2 separate regions of the Homo sapiens genome follow, and region 1 is linked to region 2. A link is a loop called in an ENCODE intact Hi-C map of the cell type or tissue named here. Cell type or tissue: PC-9. All regions are shown on one strand. Each heading gives the region's core, and the rest is flanking DNA. Links, peaks and the distances in the headings are about the cores only.

The links. A loop is a pair of places that touch in the nucleus more often than their neighbours do. Peaks named below come from ENCODE experiments on the same cell type or tissue, not always from the same donor. Only the 100,000 strongest peaks of a DNase experiment are listed, where the experiment ranks them.
Region 1: it touches region 2 in a loop (4-fold over the local background); 7 of 110 quality-filtered maps call a loop at or near these places.

The regions. Positions count from the first base shown.
Region 1 is chr14:31,351,231-31,362,307 of GRCh38, reverse strand. HEATR5A (HEAT repeat containing 5A) reads left to right here. Exons shown (of 36, transcript NM_015473.4): 15 at 3,251-3,414; 16 at 3,496-3,671. Among named protein-coding and RNA genes, the nearest start is that of HEATR5A, 64 kb to the left of the region's middle. In PC-9, for the core only: CTCF peaks have their summits at 5,918 and 6,122 (motif pointing right); a DNase peak (open chromatin) is centred at 6,117; H3K27ac peaks cover 790 bases.
Region 2 is chr14:32,247,121-32,258,197 of GRCh38, reverse strand. No RefSeq gene overlaps it. Among named protein-coding and RNA genes, the nearest start is that of RNU6-8, 49 kb to the right of the region's middle. In PC-9, for the core only: CTCF peaks have their summits at 2,966, 3,167 (motif pointing right) and 5,916 (motif pointing right); a DNase peak (open chromatin) is centred at 5,927; H3K27ac peaks cover 23 bases.

The DNA of each region.
Region 1 (11,077 bases), core at 1,510-9,509, 900 kb after region 2:
TCAGGACTTACTATGAACTTCTGGAAGAAACAAACTCTAGGCCAGGTACATTGGCTCACATCTATAATCCCAGCACATTGGGAGGCTAAGACAAATGGATCATTTGAGGTCAGGAATTCGAGACCAGCCTGGCCAACATGGTGAAATCCCATCTCTACTAAAAATACACAAAATAATTAGCTGGGCATGGTGGCACATGCCTGTAGTCCCAGCTACTTAGGAGGCTGAGGCAGGAGAATCGTTTGAACCTGGGAGGCAAAGGTTGCAGTGAGCCGAGATCGTGCCACTGCACTGCAGCCTGGGTGGCAGAGTGAGATTCCATCTCTAAATAAATAAATAAATAAATAAATAAATAAATAAATAAATTTCTGATTTTATTGGTTCCTCCAATGTGTTGTCAAAGAGTCAGTTTCTAGGACATAGTAAGAAATTGCTTTTGCCATGTGGAATGTACTTAAGAATTGAAATAACTTTTCTTCATGACTATCCAGCAGATGTAGATTTAGAGTCTTAGAGTGACTTAGTTTTCCGAAGGATTGGAGTAAAAATTGAGTTCTTAGTTTTTATTTCCTGTCTTAGTTTTGGTATGGATTTATTTTCAAATATCTTAATATTCTCTACATTGAAAATAACTCACCAGCAAGTTAGTGATGCATTTTTATACAAAAGCCTATTTGCATTTCAAAATTATCTTAATTATTTTTAGGTACTTTTTCCAGGGACAGTTGGGAAAGTAATCACTTTCAACTGAGAAGCAGAGATTTTCTACTATTTTCACACATAGCCATAGGAACAAGCATACCTTTTATATTGTACTACCAACAGAATTATTTTGCTGAGTGTCATATGCTGGTAATTAAACTTAGACATTCCTTTGAGCAACTGTCATTTGCTCAGTCATTATGACTTCACTGATCCCTGTCCATTCTTCCTAATTCCTGTATGTAATCTCTCCTTCCCTAAATTTAATAGTGCTTTTGTTTTTATCTTTTATGAAACATAATAGTTCCTACCTTCCTATTATATGTATATATTGGTATCCCATAGTGTATACCTTCTTGAAAGGAAGATTAAATATAATAAAATTTTTCTCTGTAGCATATTAAACACAATTTGGATGAATGAGTGATTCAGCACGGTGGTTAAAAGCTCAAATTCTGGAGCCTGATTAACTGGGTTTCAGTCTGACAGCTATGTGATCATCATATGATCTCTGGCAAGTAATAAATTCCCTGTTCCTGTTTCCTTACCTGTAAAACAACATACTAACCTGACCTTATTAGGTTACTATGAAGGTTATATGTAAAGTTTTTAGGACATTTCCCAACACGTATTAAGTATTCAGTAAGCCAAGCACCGTGTGTAATCTCAGCTATTCAGGAGGCTGAGACAGGAGGATCACTTGAGGCTTGGATTTAGAGATTAGCCTGGACAATATTGTGAGACCTCATCTCTTAAAAAAAAAAAAGTAAGCTTCAATAAATATTTGTTGTTACTACTGTTACTGCTGCTAATGATACAGAAAGTGATGGCAAGTAAACCCTTCCTAACTCATCCTACCACTTCTGATCAGTGGATATCACCTCAGTCCTCATTTCATCCTGGTGCAATTGCTCAAAGAAACACTTCGAAGAGTATAAACATTTTTCTAAGGGAATTTTTACTCATTCCTGCAGTATTTAAGTTACAAACTGGCAAAAGCCATTTAAGCTCTCTGTGGATAAGATTTTTTGATAACCTAACAGAAATTAGGATAAAACATCTTTGAGGTGATCATTGCAGTTAATGTGATAAATGGATCAGCTTTTCAAAGTGTATATGTTAGAGAGGCAACCATATGTTGTCTCCTGTGTTATTGGAGAACACAATACCACTTATGAACTAACCTGCACCCCACCCTGCCCATCACCAAAAGCAAAAATGAGCCCCGTCTAGATACAACTACCAATTTATTTTTTTTAAAAAGTACAGATAGAAGAACAAATTAAGCTATACCAGGGGCCTATAATCATAAAAACCCAGACTGTAGAAAATTGTACAAAACAAATAACCTTGTTTCTTCAAATAAATTACCAGTGAGGGGAAAGGTATAGGGAGAATACTAAATTGAAAGAGACAAGATAAACTAGCTGCAATGTGTACACCTTACTTAGATCTAGATTCAAACACGGAAGCAAACAAAAACAGGTGTTTATGAGATAGTTGGAAATTTGAATACTGAATGGGTACCTGATGTTCAGTGGCTTTTTTTTTTTTTACAACATGAGATTATGATAGCAGGATTATGTTCAAAATAAAATGTATTTCACTTTAATGATACACGGTGAAATATTTATGGATGAAATGATGTGCTGCCTAGGGTTTTCTTAAAAATAATGTGGAGAAATGTGGGATCAGGAATGGGGATGTAGGTGAAATAATACTGTTGCAGCTGGTAAAGATGAATAATGAGCATATGCTGGAAGGGATAGGGGCAGGCATCATCATAGTACTATTATTTATTTATGTTTGAAATTTTCCATAATAACATGTCTAAGTTTTCTCAGGATAATTCTTTTTTTTTTTTTTTTTTTTTTTTGTCTTGAGATGGAGACTCATTCTGTTGCCCAGGCTGGAGTGCAGTGGCTGATCTTGGCTCATTGCAACCTCTGCCTCCCAGATTCAAGCGATTTTCCTGCCTCAGTCTCTGAGTAGCTGGGGTTACAGGCACCTGCCACCACGCCCGGCTAATTTTTGTGTTTTTACTAAAGATGGGGTTTCACCATGTTGGCCAAGCTGGTCTTGAACTCCTGACCTCAAGTGATCCACCCACCTTCGCCTCCCAAAGTGCTGGGATTACAGGTGTGAGCCACCACACCCGGCCTCAGGCTAATTCTTATACATTTTTTCAGACTGTGCTTTTTTAAAAAACATATCTGCTTTTGTAAATCTTTTTTTACATCTATTTTTATATTTTATGTCATGTTATACCTTAAGGTATGTACACACACACACACACACACACACACACACACACACACTCTTACACTTTGAGATGTTCTTTTAGTATCCATTCTTAACCTTGTTACTAGCAACACGTAGTTGAGCCAGTCATTTCTAGGGCAGTTTTCAAGGATGAGAAATACAGTCTTTTGGCTGTGATATGTTAAAGTTGGCCAGTGGGTGCATTAAAGCTCAACCTGAGTTTTAAATCCCATACTCTCACCAGATAATTAATAGTACTAATTGCTCTTTTTCTGTGACTCAACAGGAAACCTCTGTGCTATCCTCAGAGAGCTGGCTGCTGACTTGACTGCCCCTGATATTCAGGTGGCAGCATCTACATTTTTACTTCCACCCCTCTGTCATCAGGATGATCTTTTGATACTAAGTCCTTTCCTACAAGAGACTGACCATAGATTTATTGAAGAACAGGTATGGCCATTTTTTACTCTTGATTAGATTCAATCTGTGATCAGTGATTTTAAAACCTTATATACTTTTTTTCCCTTTTAGCTCCTGCTTGGTAATGGTGTTGCTTGCGGAAGTCTTGAATATGACCCTTATTCGATTTATGAGAAAGATGTAGAGGGAGATTCAGTGCCTAAGCCCTTACCTCCAGCACTATCAGTTATTAGTTCTGCATCCAAGCTCTTTGGGGTTGTATGCGCTCATGTGGGAGAAACTCAAAGGTAAATATCTTCAATGGTTCAGTGAATGGATAATAGAGAACTGGTGGGTAAGAAGAATGTTGCCAGAGATCTCATTAGCGTAAATGATTTCTTATAAATAACAGGTGAAGGTGAAATATAAGTTTTTGTTTAATTATTCACTTGGCTAATACTTAATAAGAAATGATTAAATGCCTAAAACCACTAGAACTGTTGTGGATACAATACTTTGCTCACAGCTTATCATCTAGCTGAAAATACAAATGAAAAATAATGACATAAGATACTGATTTATGAGCAGTCATTACAAAGACACATACTAGGTTTTTTCTTAGACTAGGTCTCATAGGCTTTCTTACCTTGGAAATTTTTTGGAACCATTAAAGGTCCAGGGATTTGTCTTCAGTTGGAGGGATTTTAAATGGTTTTTATCAGTTCACTTAAAATGAACTTTAGACCAGTGGTCCCCAACCTTTTAGGCACCAGGGACCAGTATGGCGAAAGACAGTTCGTCCATGGCGTAGGGATAGGAGGAGGTTTTGGGATAAAACTATTCCACCTCAGATCATCAGGCATTGTGAGGGGTGCACAACCTAGATCCCTCACATGCACAGTTGACAATAGGGTTCACACTCCTGTGAGAATCTAATGCCACTGCTGATCTGACAAGAGTTTGGCTCAGATGATAATGCTCGCTTGCCCGCCACTCACCTCCTGCTGTGCGGCCCAATTCCTAACAGGCCGTGGACCAGTACCAGTCCGTGGCCCACTGGTTGGGGCCCCCCTGCTTTAGAACACACACACATACACACACAAAGATAATAGATATTTAATTAACTTGATTGTGGTAATCTATTTCACAATGTATATATGAGCAAAGCCTCGTTAAAAACATCATGTTGTATACCTCATACTATGTAGGGATTTCCATCTTATGCTATTGTATGTGAAAAATTAATAAATACAAGATGTCCTCCCCAAAAAATGGACTTTGGTTTTGAAAAACCAAAGGGTGATAATGATTTCTCATTGAGAATGATAGTTTCTTAATTAGTAACTGGACATATACATTTCTCAGGCATCAAAATCCACTATCCAGGAAATTCTTGTTACTATCTGAAAAACGAAATGGGAAGTGAATCTCTCTCATAGGCTATTGTGGCTAATAATAGTTTACAAATCACTGTCATCCGCACTGATTCATTCATTCATTTCCTCTCTCTCGACCAACAACCATGCATTTGACTAGATCATAGCTTTTATTATATCTTCTTATCCAGTTATATCTTCCAGAGGATACCAGTTAGACAATTTACCTTTATCTCTTTGGTGAAGACTTAGAAAAATATTTTAATTTCATCACCAACACCTCTCTGAAACAGGTCTTGGGATGATGTGCTTTCATTGCATAGAAAAGTGAATGAAATTTATATTGATTTTTACTAGCTTCAGTTTCAAAAGATAGTGTTTTTTCCAAATGTATTTGTAGCATTTCCTGTAATACTGTAACTATAAGGTTATGGTGATAAGAGAATATATGACTGAATTGTTAATGAATGAAGAGGAAAATTACAGTGGTTTGGAATATTCAAAGAAAGATTCATGGAGAGGATGAAATTTGAACTAGTCTGTAACTGCCTTTTTATAGAGCATATAATTACTTTAGAATAATTAATTTGGATTAATATACCAATAACTACTGTGGATGAAACAGGGCTGGCCTTTTAAGCAAAGGATTTAAATTAAGCCTGTTCTTAAATGGTTCCACTATCTTTGATGGGTCTAAGGTGGAAAAGCAAAAAAGAAAATATACTTTTTACAGCCTTTCCTCTTAAAAAAGTGATTTTACTATTCTAGAGAAGTTTTCTTTTCGGATTTATTGCCCAATTGCAGTTTCAGGAAGATCCTTTCTTACTAAGTTTAATGAATTTTTTAATGTGCTCATAGTTTTTGTATCCCCACCTAAGTTATAATAATAATAATGAATATTCAAGGAAGGGGAGATTTTGTTTGTTTTGATAAAAACATTGAGAACAGATAAAAGCAAACCCTATCATTCTGTTTGGATTCTAACAAATTTGGAACAAACAGGATTCTAACTATTTTGGAAAAAAAATAGTAGGTGACCAGGCACAGTAGTTTACACCTGTAACCAAGCACTTTGGGAGGCCAAGGCAGGCAAATTGCTTGAGCCCAACAGTTCAAGAGCAGCCTAGGCAACATGCAAAACTCCTTCTCTACAAAAATAAAAAAATTAGCTGTGCATGGTGGTGTGCAACTGTAGTCCCAGCTACTGAGGAGGCTGAGGTGGGAGGTTCGCTTGATACTGGGAGTTAGAGGTTGCAGTGAGCCAAGATCTCGCCACTGCACTCCAGCCTTAGCAACAGAGCAAGACACTGTCTCAAAAATATATTTATAAAGAAGTGGCCTGGCAAGATCCCAGATACAGAAAGTGGGTTATAAGCAGTTATCCACAGTCTCCAGTAGGTGTCGTTACAGAACCAGAAGATAGAAACTACATGAATAGGGAAGTTAAGTTTCTAATTTCCTGTTATGCCAGATATGATATTTATGTAAAATATCAGGCTGTTTGCTTTTTGGCCTTACATTTGAGTTCTAGAGAAGAAAGGTCTTAATTAAAGTATCTAAATTTAAACAGCAACCGAATATTTCAAGCCATTTTGTTGTTATTGTGGTTAGCCTTATGTTTAAACAGTTGTGTAACATGTGGTTGTCCTAAGGTTGGAAATAATACTTACGTAATATAAATTAATGCACAATTTATTAATGCATATGTAATTGTCTTTTAAATTAGTTGATTCTCTCTATTCTGACTGTAGGGTTCTAACGTAAAAATGTTTACCGGTTGGAAAGTCAAGATATTTTATACAGAAAAGAAATAATATTGATCTCAATCATGTATTGTTTGTGGTTACTTTTTTTTTCTTTGAGACAGCCCAGGCTGGAGTGCGGTGGCTCACTGCAACATCCGCCTCCTGGGTTTCAAGTGATTCTCCTGCCTCAGCCTCCCAAGTAGCTGGGATTACAGGCATGCACCCCCATGCCTGGCTAATTTTTGCATCTTTTAGTGGAGATGGGGTTTCATAATGTTGGCCAAGCTGGTCTCAATCTCCTGACCTCAGGTGATCCGCCCTCCTCGGCCTCCCAAAGTGCTGAGATTATAGGCATGAGCCACTATGCCCAGCCTGTGTGTGGTTACTTTATTTTTTGTTTTGTTTTGTTTTGAGACAGAGTTTTGCTCTGTCAACCAGGCTGGAGTGCAGTGGCACCATCTCGGCTCACTGCAACCTCCGCCTCCCAGGTTCAAGTGATTCTCCTGCCTCGGCCTCCCGAGTAGCTGGGACTACAGCACACGCCACCATGCCTGGCTAATTTTTATATTTTTAGTAGAGATGGGCTTTCGCCATGTTGGCCAGGCTGTTCTTGAACTCCTGACCTCAGGTGATCTGCCCCCGTCAGCCTCCCAAAGTCCTGGGATTACAGGTGTAAGCTACTGCTCCTGGCCTGCGTTTGTGGTTGCTTTTAAATAGATTTTCATCTAATTGCAAAGAATGAGTTGATTAATTCACCTGAGGATTGTTCCACCCCTGACTTGCACATTGGAATTATCCAGGCAAATTTTTAAGATACTGAAGATCCTGATTAGTATGGTATGCATACTATGGTGGTGGGCACTGAAAGTTTTTAAACTCCTTAGGTGATTGTGATAAATGGACTGCTTCAACAAATGATGTCACTTGGGAATGGATGGACAGAGAGGAAAAGCTTAAACAGTTATAATTCTCAGTAGTAAAAAATTTTGCCATTATATACCCTCTAAAAAGTATTATTTTGTTTTTGTTTGTGGTTACTGTTTTGTGTATACTGTGTGTACCCCCTGTCTAAAGGGTTTATAATGTAAAATGTATAATGTAAAATAAATCAACATTTTCAAATGTTACATCTTCACCCTTTATTCAGTTAACTGCACTTTTATTCCATCTAGACTCAAAACTTTTAGTACCTATCATTTCATTCCAAACTGATAATTATATGTTATAATTGATACTACTTATGAGTACTAATTCAGTATTACTAAAAATAACTCATCTCCATCTTCCTGAAGATCAGAATCTTTTGTTGAGATCTCTATAGGAATTGGTGTCATATATCTTGAATCCTTGATTAGTTAATAGTGTATTCAATCTCTTTCAGGATTGGGGGGCAGAAGATGAAGAAAAAGATTTTGAGCTCTGACAATCCTGTTTTGTAGTCTTTGGTCCATGAATGTGGTCAAGAAATAATTGTATAGGTCAACTTATAGTACAGTGCAACAAATTCTTAATCTCTAACCTTACGTATTTTTATAACTTCCAGTGCGATACAATTTCATGATAACAGATGTAGGATATGATCTAATAATGACGTTATAGGTTTTTAAACTTGGGAGCTTGATCATACAGTTATTCTTAATTCCCCATTGTTGTCACATTTACCCTCCGTAATCTTCCTGTAGGTTGCTTTGGACATAAATATGTTCTTAAAAAAAAAAAAATGCCGGCCAGGCGCAGTGGCTCACTCCTGTAATCCCAGCACTTTGGGAAGCCGAGGCGGGCGGATCACGAGGCCAAGAGATCAAGACCATCCTGGTTAACACGGTGAAACCCCGTCTCTACTAAAAATAAAAAAAAATTAGCCAGGTGTAGTGTGGGCGCCTGTAGTCCCAGCTACTCAGGAGGCTGAGACACAAGAATGGCATGAACCTGGGAGGCAGAGCTTGCAGTGAGTTGAGATCACGCCACTGCACTCCAGCCTGGGCGACAGAGCGAGACTCCATCTCAAAAAAAAACAAAAAATGCCTTAAATATGGACTTAAACAATGGGCAGAAAACTTTTCTTGTTTGTTTTTGTGATTTTTTTTTGAGGCAGCGTCTCATTCTGTCATCCAGGCTGGAATGCAGTGGTGCTATTTTGCCTCACTGCAGCTTCAGTCTCCCAAGCTCAAGCAATCGTCCTGCCTCAGCTTCCTAAGTAGCTGGGTCTACAGTCAGGCACCAATACACTGGCTAATTTTTTTTCTTTTTAGTGGAGATAAGGTCTCACTATGTTGCCTAGGCTGGTCTCGAACTCATGGGCTCAAGCGATCCTCCTGCCTCTGCCGCCCAAAGTGCTAGAATTACAGGCGTGAGCCACCAGAAAAATTTTCATATGCAAGATACTTAGCATGTTATTTGTAATAAGAAAAATTAGAAATAGCCTAAATGTCCCAAACTAGGAAGTTGGTTAAATAAATTATGTTGCCAGAATATACAATACTAGTAGCTATTCAGTAATACTATTATAGTAAAACCATATAATAGTTAATAAGATGGGAAAATCCCTGATAATATTGTTTAGGGGAAACAAAACAAGTTATTAACAAAGTATGTACAATACAATCTCTGTTTTCTAAAAATTTTACTCATATGTCTAAGGGAGAAAAGAACAAAGATGTCAAAATGTTAATGGCGGCTCTTTGTAGGTGGTGGGATTTGGGGTAAATTTTATTTTTTTTTTAATGTGCTTTTCTGAGTTTTTCAAATTTATTACGATAAATACAATTAACCTTGAAGTAAGGAAATAAGTACTTTTCTAAGTATTCTTAGTGTTCCACCATTTTTATTACATTTTATTTTTATTTTTATTTTTATTTTTTATTTTTGGAGATGGAGTCTCGCTTTGTCACCCAGGCTGGAGTACAGCGGTGCCATCTCAGCTCACTGCAACCTCCACTCTTGGCTCAAGCAGTTCTCCTACCTCAGCCTCCCAAGTAGCTGGGAGTACAGGCACATGCCACCACGCCTGGCTAGTTTTTATATTTTTAATAGAGATGGAGTTTCACCATGTTGTCCAGGCTGGTCTCAAACTCCTGACATCAGGTGATCTTCCCACCTTGGCTTCCTAAAGTGCTGGGATTGTAGGTGTTTGCCATTGCGCCTGGCCTTTATTACATTTTATAAATTGATTTTATACATACTGCTTTCCCCAACCCTTATGATGTACACATAGCCTCGATACCTTCCTTTTTACTCTTTAACTCCTTGTACAGTTAGGTTTTTTAAAGGCACGATCCCCATGTCTATTCTGATTTGATAATAAAATTGCCATTTACAGGACAGCTTGCCTTGTAGCCTCAGCAGAATGATGGAGATCTAGTTTTAAAGGACTTAGGGATATTATTGAAAGTACATGAAGGTCAGATGAAAGTATATCCATATTTTCATGTTCAGCCAGTCATGCCGTGTGTTTAATTACCTGATGCTGTTGTCTTTTATGCTTGCTTAATAAGCACACCTGACTGCCTACTACATGCCAAACACAAGATATTAGGGAGATGAAGATAAAATTATAAGCTTCCTGCCATCAAGATAATTTACAACTGAAAAAGTTATCTTCAGCGTATTTCAGGTTTCTCATTTAAAGGGAGAAAAGAGGGAAAATGAAGTATAGGGCACAGAAACAATGTTTTAAAGAGAAATTAATGGTAAGATGGGGTGGTTTATTTTATGGTTACATGTATTTAATCTTGACATAAGGAATTAAAACCTCTGTGCTATAAGGACATGAAATATTGTGTGTATTTATCTTAATTAGAATTGTGAAAATTCGAACATTTTTCTCACCAGTAGCAGAGTGGTTGAATAAATTTTAGTATGTGTATATAATGAAATTTGGATTCACAAACATTATAAAAGAAGAAAAATGACCAGGCACAGTGGTTTACCCCTATAATCCTAGCACTTTCAGAGGCCGAGGCTGGAGGATCGCTTGAGCTTAGGAGTTCAAGACCAGCCTAAGCAACATAGTGAGATATCATCTCTTTTAAAAAAAAAAAAAAATTAGCAGGGTGTGGGTAATGTGTTCCTATACTCCCAGGTACTTTGGTGGCTGAGGCTGGAGGATCACTTAAGCCCAGGAGGTCGAGGCTGCAATGAGCTATGATGGCATCTATAGCTAACCAGAAGCACCATAGCTCTTTGGATCCCCAACTATGCTTTGAAAATATACTTGGGACTATACTATATGTAAAACAATTTTAACTCTTGCTTTTTTCATTTAACATTACCTTTTTAGCACTTTTCACATCATTTTTATTGTTTTTTTTTTTTTCTTTCTTTCTTTCTCTGAGACAGGATCTTGCTTTGTCACCCAGGCTGGAGTACAGTGGCATGATCATAGCTCACTGTAACCTTGAACTCCTGGGCTCAAGTGACCCTTCTGCTTCAGCCTCCTGGGTAGCTAGGACTACAGTCATGTGCCACTATGCCTAGCTAACTTTTTGATTTCTTGTAGCATCAGAGGTCTCACTGTGTTGCCCAGGCTGGTCGTAAACTCCTAGCTTCAAGCAGTCTTCCTGCCTTGAATTCTGTGAGGCTATGTGTTACATA
Region 2 (11,077 bases), core at 1,034-9,033:
ACAAAAATTAGCTGGGCGTGGTGGCACGCGCCTGTAATCCCAGCTACTTGGGAGGCTGAGGTAGGAGAATCACTTGAACCAGGGAGGTGGAGGTTGCAGCGAGCCAATATCGCGCCACTGCACTACAGCCTGGCGACACAGCAAGACTCCGTCTCAAAAAAAAAAAAAAAAAATCTCTGAAAGTCACTCTCTCCTCATCTGAAAAAAATGGGAATATACCTATCTCACAAGAAATAATAAAATAAAATAATACATGTAAAGTGTTTTGGCATTAAGTAAGTTGTTAACATCTGTGTTATCCTTATTACCAGTAGAACAATGAATTGAGAAAAAGGGAGACAGGAAAGTCATTCTTGATCTGTGATTCTATTTCTCAAGTTTTAAAATAGGAACGTGAGTATTCTACCCATTTACCTTTACCCATGAGTTCTTTACCATTTACCTGAGATGACAGAAGTGAATTTCATTAGGACAGAAATACAAGATGATGTCATTAATTAGGCTATCACCTGAGGAAACCAAGATACTATCATTAACAAAAGGCTATCACCTGAGGAAAGATGGCCTTGATATTTGTCTGCTTTCTAATTTTCTTATTACATGAGAATTCGCACTTTCAGTTTGTATTTGTCACGTGCTGAGATTTTAAAATGATATCAAAATGTCTCTATAAAGAAATAAATTTTTAAGAAAAGGAAAAACCAACAGGTGATGAAAAATGAAGCCTCCACATGGCAAGACTTTGCTGAGTCACTAGGCAAACTTTGATCAGGTCAACCTCAGTGAAAAAGAATTTAAACTGACCTAAATCTATCAGAAATGAGATCTCTTTTCTCCCCCTCTGGGGAAAAAACAAAACAAACAAACAAACAAACAAACACCAAAACGGGCCAGGCGCGGTGGCTCACGCCTGTAATCCCAGCACTTTGGGAGGCCGAGGCGGGCAGATTACCTGAGGTCAGGAGTCCAAGACCACCCTGGCCAACATGGTGAAACTCCATCTCTACTAAAAAAATACATAAAAATTAGCCGGGCATGGTGGCACACGCCTGTAAACCCAGCTACTCGGGAGGCTGAGGCAGGAGAATTGCTTGAGCCCAGGAGAGGGAGTTTGCAGTGAGCCGAGATCGTGCCACTGCACTCCAGCCTGGCTGACAGAGCAAGACTCTGTCTCAAAAAAATAAATAAATAAATAAATAACCAAAAAAAACCTAAAACCAAAACAAACACATTTTCTTACCAAAGTTCTGATGCAAAAGCTAACAACCCCACAGTGTTTCATTTTTGTTGAAAAAAAAAATTCTACAGTTTATTACCTTTCCTTGAAAATAATATATACAAGGTCTTAAATATTTACCAGATGATGCAGATCTGCCAGGGTTTTCAGCCAAGTTTCAAAGTTTTATGAAGTCACTTCTTGGACATATTTCTAACAATCTGGCCCATGAAAATTAACCGGGGAAGATATTTCCACCTTCTTCACATGGCCTTGAGCTCACAGTCTCTGTGTGTGCCCATAAGAAACCCACACCCTATAATCATAAATGTCCTAGCTCATTCAAAAGCAATTGTTACTACTGATAAATAAATACACACAAACAAAAGTTTATTCTTTGGGAACATTCATTTCCAGTGAAGACACCATGTGTTCTGGCTTCAGTACAAACTCATTTTCCCAGCCTCTACCTACTTAGATCTCAACTATCTGTTCTCTTTAAATATCTTCTCAAAAATAAATCTCAGTTCAGGTTTTCTACACTAGCAATTTTCAATTTAGACTCCATAAAGCCAAACACAAAACCTGTCTCAATCAGAGTAGATCCACATTTTTTCTTTAAACTTTACAATTTATTTAAATTGAGGCTGTAAAACATTTTTTAAAAATAATATTCTTCTGTAATTATATCCCTTAATACAGAAGTCTGTTTCATTACTTCAGTTGATAAAATTATTTAAATTAATCATAGATATTAAAATGTCTTATTCCCATTTAAAAATCTTTCAAAATTATTGTGTGCCTCTGAGAAATTTCAAATAACAGGGAGGCTGAGCCTCCACATCCTCTCCCAGTTGCCTTGAGGGTCTGGCTGCCAAAAATCTAAGTCTTGCCCATGGGAGTCCCACATACACATCCATCCAGGAAGGTCACATTCCATCCAGAACTCCAGAGGAACAAAATGATCCAAAGGGGTGCAAAATCAGGCCAACCATTTACTCTAGACCAAAATTTATCTATAAAACAGTGACCCAGTTAGTGAAGAAACATTATCCTCATTCCACCACACTATTATTTTTGTGTTTCTATGTGGGTCACAGCACAGAAAAATCCATGGAGAATTTGACAGGGAAAATAAGGAAGTTACAACTGAGGATTGTTGACCCCACTTTTCTGCCTAAGTTGTCAAATAAAGGGAAAGGTAAGACTGACCACAGGGAGTAGCAAACTGCATTTGGCCAGACTTTGGTATTTTACAGATAGGAAAATATATTAAAAGAATTAGGGAACTGATTTACATTTGCTTTTTCTTTTGCCAAGCAAATATACGTTTACAGTGATAACCCTCATCTCTCAGAATCATTCTGTAAAAATGCATTTTAACACTAAAAAGGAGGGAGACTATAATCTCAGGAAAAAAAGGCCATTCTTTTCCTGAATAGGTCAGTTGGCCCTCTTATAGATGTCACAACAAAGGTGGCCACCCTGCCCCCTACTTTGGATTTAATGTTTTGTTTTGTTTCCACTTTGAACCAGTTTAAAGTATTTCAAGGCGATCCCAGTCAACATACTGGATACTCAGAGGAATGAGGCCAGCGCATGATGTGAGCGGGGCTCACAGAGCAGCCTGGGCCTGAGCAGGGCTCACAGAGCAGCCTGGGCCTGAGCGGGGCTCACAGAGCAGCCTGGGCCTGAGCGGGGCTCACAGAGTAGCCTGGGCCTGAGGTGGCTGGCCGTGAGCTCAGCAGGCTGAAGGGGAAATCCCTGTGGGATAACTCTAGTTGCCAATTAGGGAGATCCAACAGAAAACCAAGCACACCACAGCATTTTGTGAGTTTTCCTGTACTCTGCCCAGTCCTAGAAGAGGGCTGAAGGAGCCAGATTACACACCCTCCCCTGCTTTGCCAGCCAGCTTCCCAAGCGTGGTGATCCTTCTCCAGCAGGTGGCAGAACACACACATAGAAAATTACAAAGCTACCCAAGGTTTCTGTCTTTCGGTTGGTCCATTGTGTTACTTCTTTAAAAGTTAGCCATGTATAGTAAGAAATTTTGCAAACAAAAAACCTACTCATATTCCATCCTGGAATCCTGTTTACACAGGTACTTTGGTCTTCACAGGGAGGCTGAAACCTGCAAAGAGGAGGACCACAAAATAAAGAAAATCCTGGCCAATAAACTATGAATACCAGAACCCACATCTTCCAGCTGTTAAAGAACCCAGCAAATAACTCCTGCATTTCACTTTGTCGCCCACACTGGAGTGCAGTGGCATGATCGCAGCTCACTGCAGCCTCAACCTCCCGGACTCAAGAGATCCTCCCACCTCAGCCTCCTGTGTAGCTGGGACTACAAGTGTGTGCCACCACTCTCGACTAATTTTGTATAATTTTTGTAGTGATGAGGTCTCACTATGTTGCCTAGGCTGGTCTCAAATTCCTGGTCTCAAACAATCCTCCTGTCTCAGCCTCTCAAAGTGCTGGCATTACAGGCTTGAGCCACCGCACCCGGCCTCCTGCATTTCTAAAATTTCTAAACCCAATGAAAACTTTCACTAATCTTCATCACATGCACCTATAAGGGTGTAGTTACAAATTGTCTTTTCTAAAGAAACCCATGGATTTTACATTGCCTCTTTCCAAGGAGAAAAGTCATACAGTATCCAAAGTTACACAACGGGTCAGGAGAACAGCCCAGAATACCTGTCAGTGTCTCTCGATTGAAGTGTTTATTCACAGAAGCAAAGTCATGTTTAAAGCTGAAAAAGTATTTCCTAAAATATACTCTAGTTGAATATTTCAGGTACAATAGTAAGTAGGTCACTTGCTCTCTAGGATTCAAAGAATATGGGCCTGCATTACTCTGTTTCTGCCCTGAACAGGAAAGTTAAAAGGAAACACTGCACAACAAGAAAATCCACAGCACACAGCTATTTAAGCAGCTGTGGCTTGGGGGTCAGGTCTATCACTGAAAGCTTTATAGATAATCTTCAAAACTAATTTGACCCACAAAAGTAAAACCAACTGGGCTTTCCCAAAAAATCTGCAAAAACCATATTCATAGTATCACCCTCCCTTCCAGATAATTTATAGTCAGAAATTGAACCCAAGAATAAATGCCCTAGAAATATTTTTTTAAATAGCCTAAATTTGACTGTCAAATCATGTTCCTTCTCCATGTTTTTTTTCAGTGTCTAATCTGGTCCTACTCCTACCCCCAAATAATTTTCCAGGGGTCCCAGGGGTGCCCCATGCTCTACACACCTTCTTTTTTTTTTTTTTTTTTTGAGATGGAGTTTCGCTCTTGTTACCCAGGCTGGAGTGCGATGGCACAATCTTGGCTCACTGCAACTTCCGCCTCCCGAGTTCAAGCAATTCCCCTGTCTCAGCCTCCCAAGTAGCTGGGATTACAAGCATGCACCACCACGCCCGGCTAATTTTGTGTTTGTAGTAGAGACGGGGTTTCTCCATGTTGGTCAGGCTGGTCTCAAACTCCTGACCCCAGATGATCCGCCTGCCTCGGCCTCCCAAAGTGCTGGGATTACAGGTGTGAGCCACCGCACCCGGTCCTACATCTTCTTGGATGCTATCTGCCACACAAAATAGAATAAGAGCTAGAAGGGACCTGACAGGAATACAGCTACTTCTATAGATAAGGAAAACTTGGTCCTGAAACAAACTCACCAAGGCTACAGCTTGCTAGTCCCAATATTGTAATTCCACCCCCCAGTGTCCCATCCCTCTAGGTCTCATCAGGTCATTCATTTTCACTAGAAGTAAGTGTAGGTCAAAGCAACTGGATTCATTACTACTCCTCTCAGAAAACAACTAACAAGGGGTTTTGGTTGAGAAATTTCAGAAAAAAACTGGTTGGTTGGTGGGGAACAATTTTGAACGATGGGTACTTTCCATGTCCTCAAATCACATTCTGCCTGTAAATAAATCACACTTCAAAAATACAAACATAAGAACTGATCTGTAGTGACCCGCTTATTGGCAACTGTAAAGAATGTAAGCTGCATGAGGAGAGAAACTCTGTTTTATTCACATCTGTATTTCCAGTATGTAGAATAGAAGCTGGCACTGAATAGCAGCTCAACAGCAAATATTCGTTAAATGAACAAAATGAAGAAAGCATCCCTCTTTTCTTCTCTCTATAGTCCATCCCCACCCCCATTTTGTTCTCTTAAGGTCTAGTTTCCTTAATCAAAACTATGTTCTGAGGTAAATATCTACCTGTCATTTATACTTTCGTAGCCTTTAAGTCACTGCTTGGAGTGTTTGGAATTTCAGTTTCACATCTAACAAAAGGCTTTGAACCCCCATCGCAGGTCTCCAGTCTCAGCCAACAATGGAAGGCCTTTGTGGCCAGGCCTTTCTGCACATATGGCCAAGATTTGGATTCTTTGGAAGAATAGCAAACTATTCATTGGAACAGCTCCCTTCCCCAGTGACCTCTTGATTCCCTCCTGTGGCTCTCCTTAGCCTTCATATCCTTGTAAAGTAATCTAAAACCCTATCTTCCTGCTGTCTTTATCTTCCTTTCTCAGCTGTCAAAACCTGGAAGACATGCTGCTGTTGCATATTTAGCCTCAACTATATTGTTTAATAAATGCCAAGTTGCCAGTTTCTCACACTCCACTCTATGAAGCCAGAACACCTCACCTTACTGAGTTAACCAGGAACCCATGCTCACCCTATAATACACTAGGGGGTGCTGTTGCTATATCCAGACCCAGTTGCTGTAGCCCGACTGGAAACAGGAAAAGGAAACAAGGGAGCCTTCAGGGTCCTGAGAGACATTTCTAGATGGGCCACTCTCTGCACAAGCCCTCAGCACAGTTCCTCAGAAGCAAAGAACATTATACCTTACCAAGCCACACAATTCCAGAATGAAGTTCACAAATGGTACAAAAAGAAGGGAGGGCTGAAGATCTCCAAGCGAAAGGCTTTATTGTAAGACTCATTAACATACATGGGCCTACACAATCATATTTATGCCAGCTGCTAGATGTGAATAATTAATGCTCACCCTGCTACCAGTTAAAACTCTGTTTAGACAATCAAGTGGCAAATACTGTCAGGCAGAATCGGATACAACAAATGCAATCATAACAGGCGAGAAATACTTGAGTTTATCACTGATTTTCACAATCATCTTTCCTTGTATGTGATATCTAAGACTTTGGGAATGAAAGTTTTATATACAAACAAATGAGTATCCACCTCTCTCAGCCCGCGGCTTGGCTGCTGCACAAAGCTTCCAAGCTGCCAGGGAAGCCTCCTTGGCCTCACTTAACTCTTTGCTGAAATGACTGGTAGACCCCATATGACAGAGAAAGCTCTCACATACATCAAAAAGGCTTTTGGCCTTTCAAATTTCTGAATAAGTCATCATGAAAAAAGAAATATTTTGTTGGGTTTGTGGATTTTTTTAAGATAAGTTTTAAAATGTGCATTTTAAAAAAATTATCTGAACGAGACCCTCACCTAACAGTGTGAACGTTAAACATTCCCACACAGAGAAGAATGGATCTCCACCAAGGGAAATATGTCTGGTATTAATCCAAGAAGAAACAATCTAGCTCACCCTCCCTGCCCCACAAGCTAGGGTTTCATACCCTTTGTGGTATGATTTGCAGTACTCCTCACAAAATGCTAGTAAGAACTCATTAATGCTAACAATTGAATTGGAACTATCTTTGGCTCCAAAAGCAACCCAGCCAAGCTAGAAACTTGAAGGATCCCAAAGTAAATCAAGAGGAACTAAGACAAAGGTGCCATTCTAGGGCCAATCTTCACAGAATGGTTTCCCTTTTGCCCTGAATCCCATCCCTAAAAGAGACCGAATCCCAGCTGTAGCTGCATCATACTTTCAAATGAAATGCAAGGCATTTCTGAGCCCAGGTTTTTCCACAACGACTAGATTGACATTTCCACATAAAGCTCTACAAACGAGGATTAATATGTCACACTTAATAAAGAGTCAAGGGAACTTATGGCTCTCAACATAATTTCTGCCTTCAGATACCCAAAAGATACACTCCATCAGCTACCAGGGCTGATTACTTCAGTTACATAACCCAGGCCCACACTAACCTAGAGAGCAGATTACAATGGGGGAGGTTGGTGGGTGTGCTGGAAGGTATCGTTTGAAAAAATCTTAACTCTGAAATAGCTACTCAGAAAAGTCCTTTAGGGGCACTCTGCTCAACTTCATTGGGAATCATTAAGGTTAACATAATCATATACCAAAGAGAGCACACAGATGGTTAACACCAATATATCCATGATCCAAGGTCCTGATAAATGGCAAGTAGTTATTTCCAGTCTTAGTGCTAGAGTATGTAGCTAGGCACACATGAGCAGGGCAGGAGAGGTCCCCCACCACCCCCAATGTCAGGCAATTGTTAAACTGTCTCTCTAAAATAATAAAATAATAAGGATTGGTCACAACCAGTGACAGGGAAAGGCAGTCTCCCAATAGATAAAAAACACCTGAAGCTGGTGATCATGAGCTGGGCAAGTGGGCTCAAGCATTTGCACTAAGAGGCAAATGGCAGAGTTTAACTGATATATGACCTTTCTCTAGGAACACTCAACTGGTAAGACCTCAAATGAGCACGTGCACAACTTCGGCACACACTGCATGTGGCCCCTCCCAAGTGCTGGCAGGCCATTTTGCATATGGACAGCTCACCCCAAGGAAAACTCAAGGGAGGACAGATGCACCCCAGAAGCATGCCACTGTATAAAACCCCAAGTCAAAGGTCACACAGGGCACCTGGATCTCTCAAGTTGCTCATTTGGCCCTCTTCCAAGTGTACTTTACTTCCTTTCGTTCCTGCCCAGAAACTTTTTAACAAATTTTCACTACTGCTCAAAAACTTGCCTCAGTCTCTCACTCTGCCCATGCTCCTTGGATGAATTCTTTCTTTTGAGGAGGCAAGAATCGAGTTAGTGCAGACCTGTATGGATTTGCCACTGCTAACATACTTTGGTGTGTGACTCAGATATGTTCCATAGTGGTAAGACACCTCTATGCCTCACCTTTGGCTGAAGGTGTTCAACTCCCATACATGGTTTCCCTCTCCTCAGTTTCTCTCTCCTGCTTACTAAGCAACCCCCAGAACGAGTCCTCTCAGCCAAAGAGGCTCGGCTCCTCACTGAGCTGATCTCTCAGCTCACCCTGATGGGTGGCTCATGGGGGTGGGAAGGACCTTGGAGTCTGCACCAAGTAGACCTGAGACACTAAAGGCCTTCCTGAACAGGAGGCTTGCAAGAGTCATAGGGCTGAACCCTAAGACTGTGCAATGTCTGGGGTTTCCTCTGCTTTTTCAACGAAAACTGGCTCTTTTCCAAACGCCTGCACCACCTACTCTCCTGTTATCTCTGTGTATATTCTGAAATGGCCTTGTACACCTACAGGACTGTCCGCCTTAGGGGCAAGTCTGTCTCTTCTCTGTTTTCACTTCACATGACACGACTTCCTTCTCTGCCTTAAACACACACTCCCTATTATTCGTGCAGCCATAGCTCTTGCTGTGCTTGCACAGCAGTGAAGAAATGGGCTCCCTTGCAGATGTCTGTTGGCTCACTGATGGGACACACACCAGTTGGAACCCCAGCTCTGACAGCTCCTTATGATTTGCCATACGCTTGTCATTCCTATTATGCTCCAGGGCCAAGTTTTTGGTGGCTTTTCAAGCAGTTCTGCATAGGATCTCACTCTGTGGCACTTTAAGGACTCCACCTACTTGCTTTTTTGGGGGTTAGCAACCCTTTGGAATGAGGGAAAATTCTTCCTTTGCCATCTGTGAGCCCTTATCCCAAACCCCAAGTCCTTCGGAGGTTCCTCCTTTATGTCAAGAAGGTACACAAATATTGCCCTCTCAAATTCAAGGGCTGCTGTTTTTGTGAGCATATGAGGCTTTCCGTGAGTATCCCCCTTGCTTCCTCCTGCTTCCTCCTGGAGCAGAGAGATTGTCCTACCTGTTTAAGCATTTGTTCTGCAGATTACCCTGGGAGGATGAAAAACCCCAAATACAAATTTTCTTCCATTTCTCTAATCACTTCCATGCTCTCAATATACATCAAGACCTTCAAGGTCATATTCAAAGAAAGGGGAATTCAGTCCCTTGTAGTAATTTGCTGAAAAACAGGCTTCTCATCTACTAAAAAACATGGGAAATGGGATTATAAGAAAAGAGATAATCATTTTGTGCTAGAATTCTCCAAGTGAGAGTCACTGTAAGGACATGGAGACAAGGATATAGGCCAGCTCAAGGTCATAGGTACAAGAGACAAAAGTACCCATAGGACAGAGATAAAGGCTGGTCCTAGGCTATAGGCACAGAACAAATTACCATTAGAACAGAGGTGAAGTCAAGGTTAGTAGTACCTGGTAAGAATAGTTCATTCCAGAACCCCAAAGATGAATAGGGGGTCCCTATTTACTCTGCTATCTCTTCTGTTCTCAAGTGGGTAATTGTGATGAGACAGGATCAAGGTTAAGGGTACCTGGTAAGACTGGTTCATTTCAGAACCCTAAGGATGAATGGGGGATGCCCTGTTCAGGAAAGGATGACAGGGAAATAAGAGGGTATGCCTTCTTTTTCCTTTTTGTCTCCTCTGTTCTCTCTTCACAGATGGATAATCATGTCTCCATACCACAGGACACACCCCTCAGAAGCATCCGCAAGAACAGGGAAAAGTTTGACCCCCAAACGCTAAAGGTTTGGATTTATATTTTTCTGTAACACAGAAAAGGTTAATATTTTTCTATAACACAGCCTGGGTTGAATACAAGCTCCAGGACTAGGAATCTTGGCTAGCGAATGGAAGCACACATTTTAGTACAATCTATCAACTAGATTTGTTTTGCCACTAACAGGGAAAAGGGACAAAAATCCCCTATGTACAGGCCTTCATGACTCTAGAAAATAACCCTGACCTTTGTTGGGCTTATAAAATGGATCCAGGGATGATAGCAGCCATAGTCAGGCAGCCCCCTCTGGTTGGTTTGGGAGACCTTTTATAAGGTTTACCCAGGGCTCAAGCCCCAGAAGAACCAAGGACAGAGCTTAGCACAAACCCCACTGCCCCTTCTACCCTATTATATCCAAGTCTCCCAGCCCTGGTGCTCTCCCCTCCCTACCCAGGGCCATCCTCTGGACCCCACCCTCTTAAGTATGCCCCCTTCAGGAGGTTAATGACCCTAGTGTACCCACCAGAGTCCAGACTGACTGCAAGACCTGAGCCAAATTAAAATGGAACTAGGGAAGTTTCTGGAGGACCCTGACAAATACATCAAAGGGTTCCTGTAAACTGGGCTTAACATTTGAACTCACCTGGAGGGACCTCTCAGTCATACTAGGGTAAACACTGTCTAAGGGAGAACACGACTACGTTATGGAGGCAGCCCAACAATTTGTAAACACAATGTACATGACTGACTCTGGTGGCTACTCTGTGGGGTCACCACAGTTCCCCAGGTCAACCCCAATTGGGAATACAATAACCAGTGGGGTATGTGGGCAAGGAACCACATGTTTCTCTGTCTGGTAGAAGATTGAAAACTAGCAGAGCAAAGCCTGTGAACTATACTAAATTTGCCTTAATAAATCAAGGCCCTCTTGAAAACCCCACCACTTTCCTAGAGAGGCTATAAGAGGCCCTAGTGAAACATACTAACCTAGACCTAGAGACACAAGTAGGGTAACTGGTCCTAAAGGGCCGTTTCCTAACTCAAGTTTCCTAACTCAAGATATTCAGAAGAAACTCCAAAAACTAGCACTAGGCCCCAACACCCCTACACCTGACATCCTTAAAATAGCTTCCTTGGTCTTTTACAACCAGGACCAG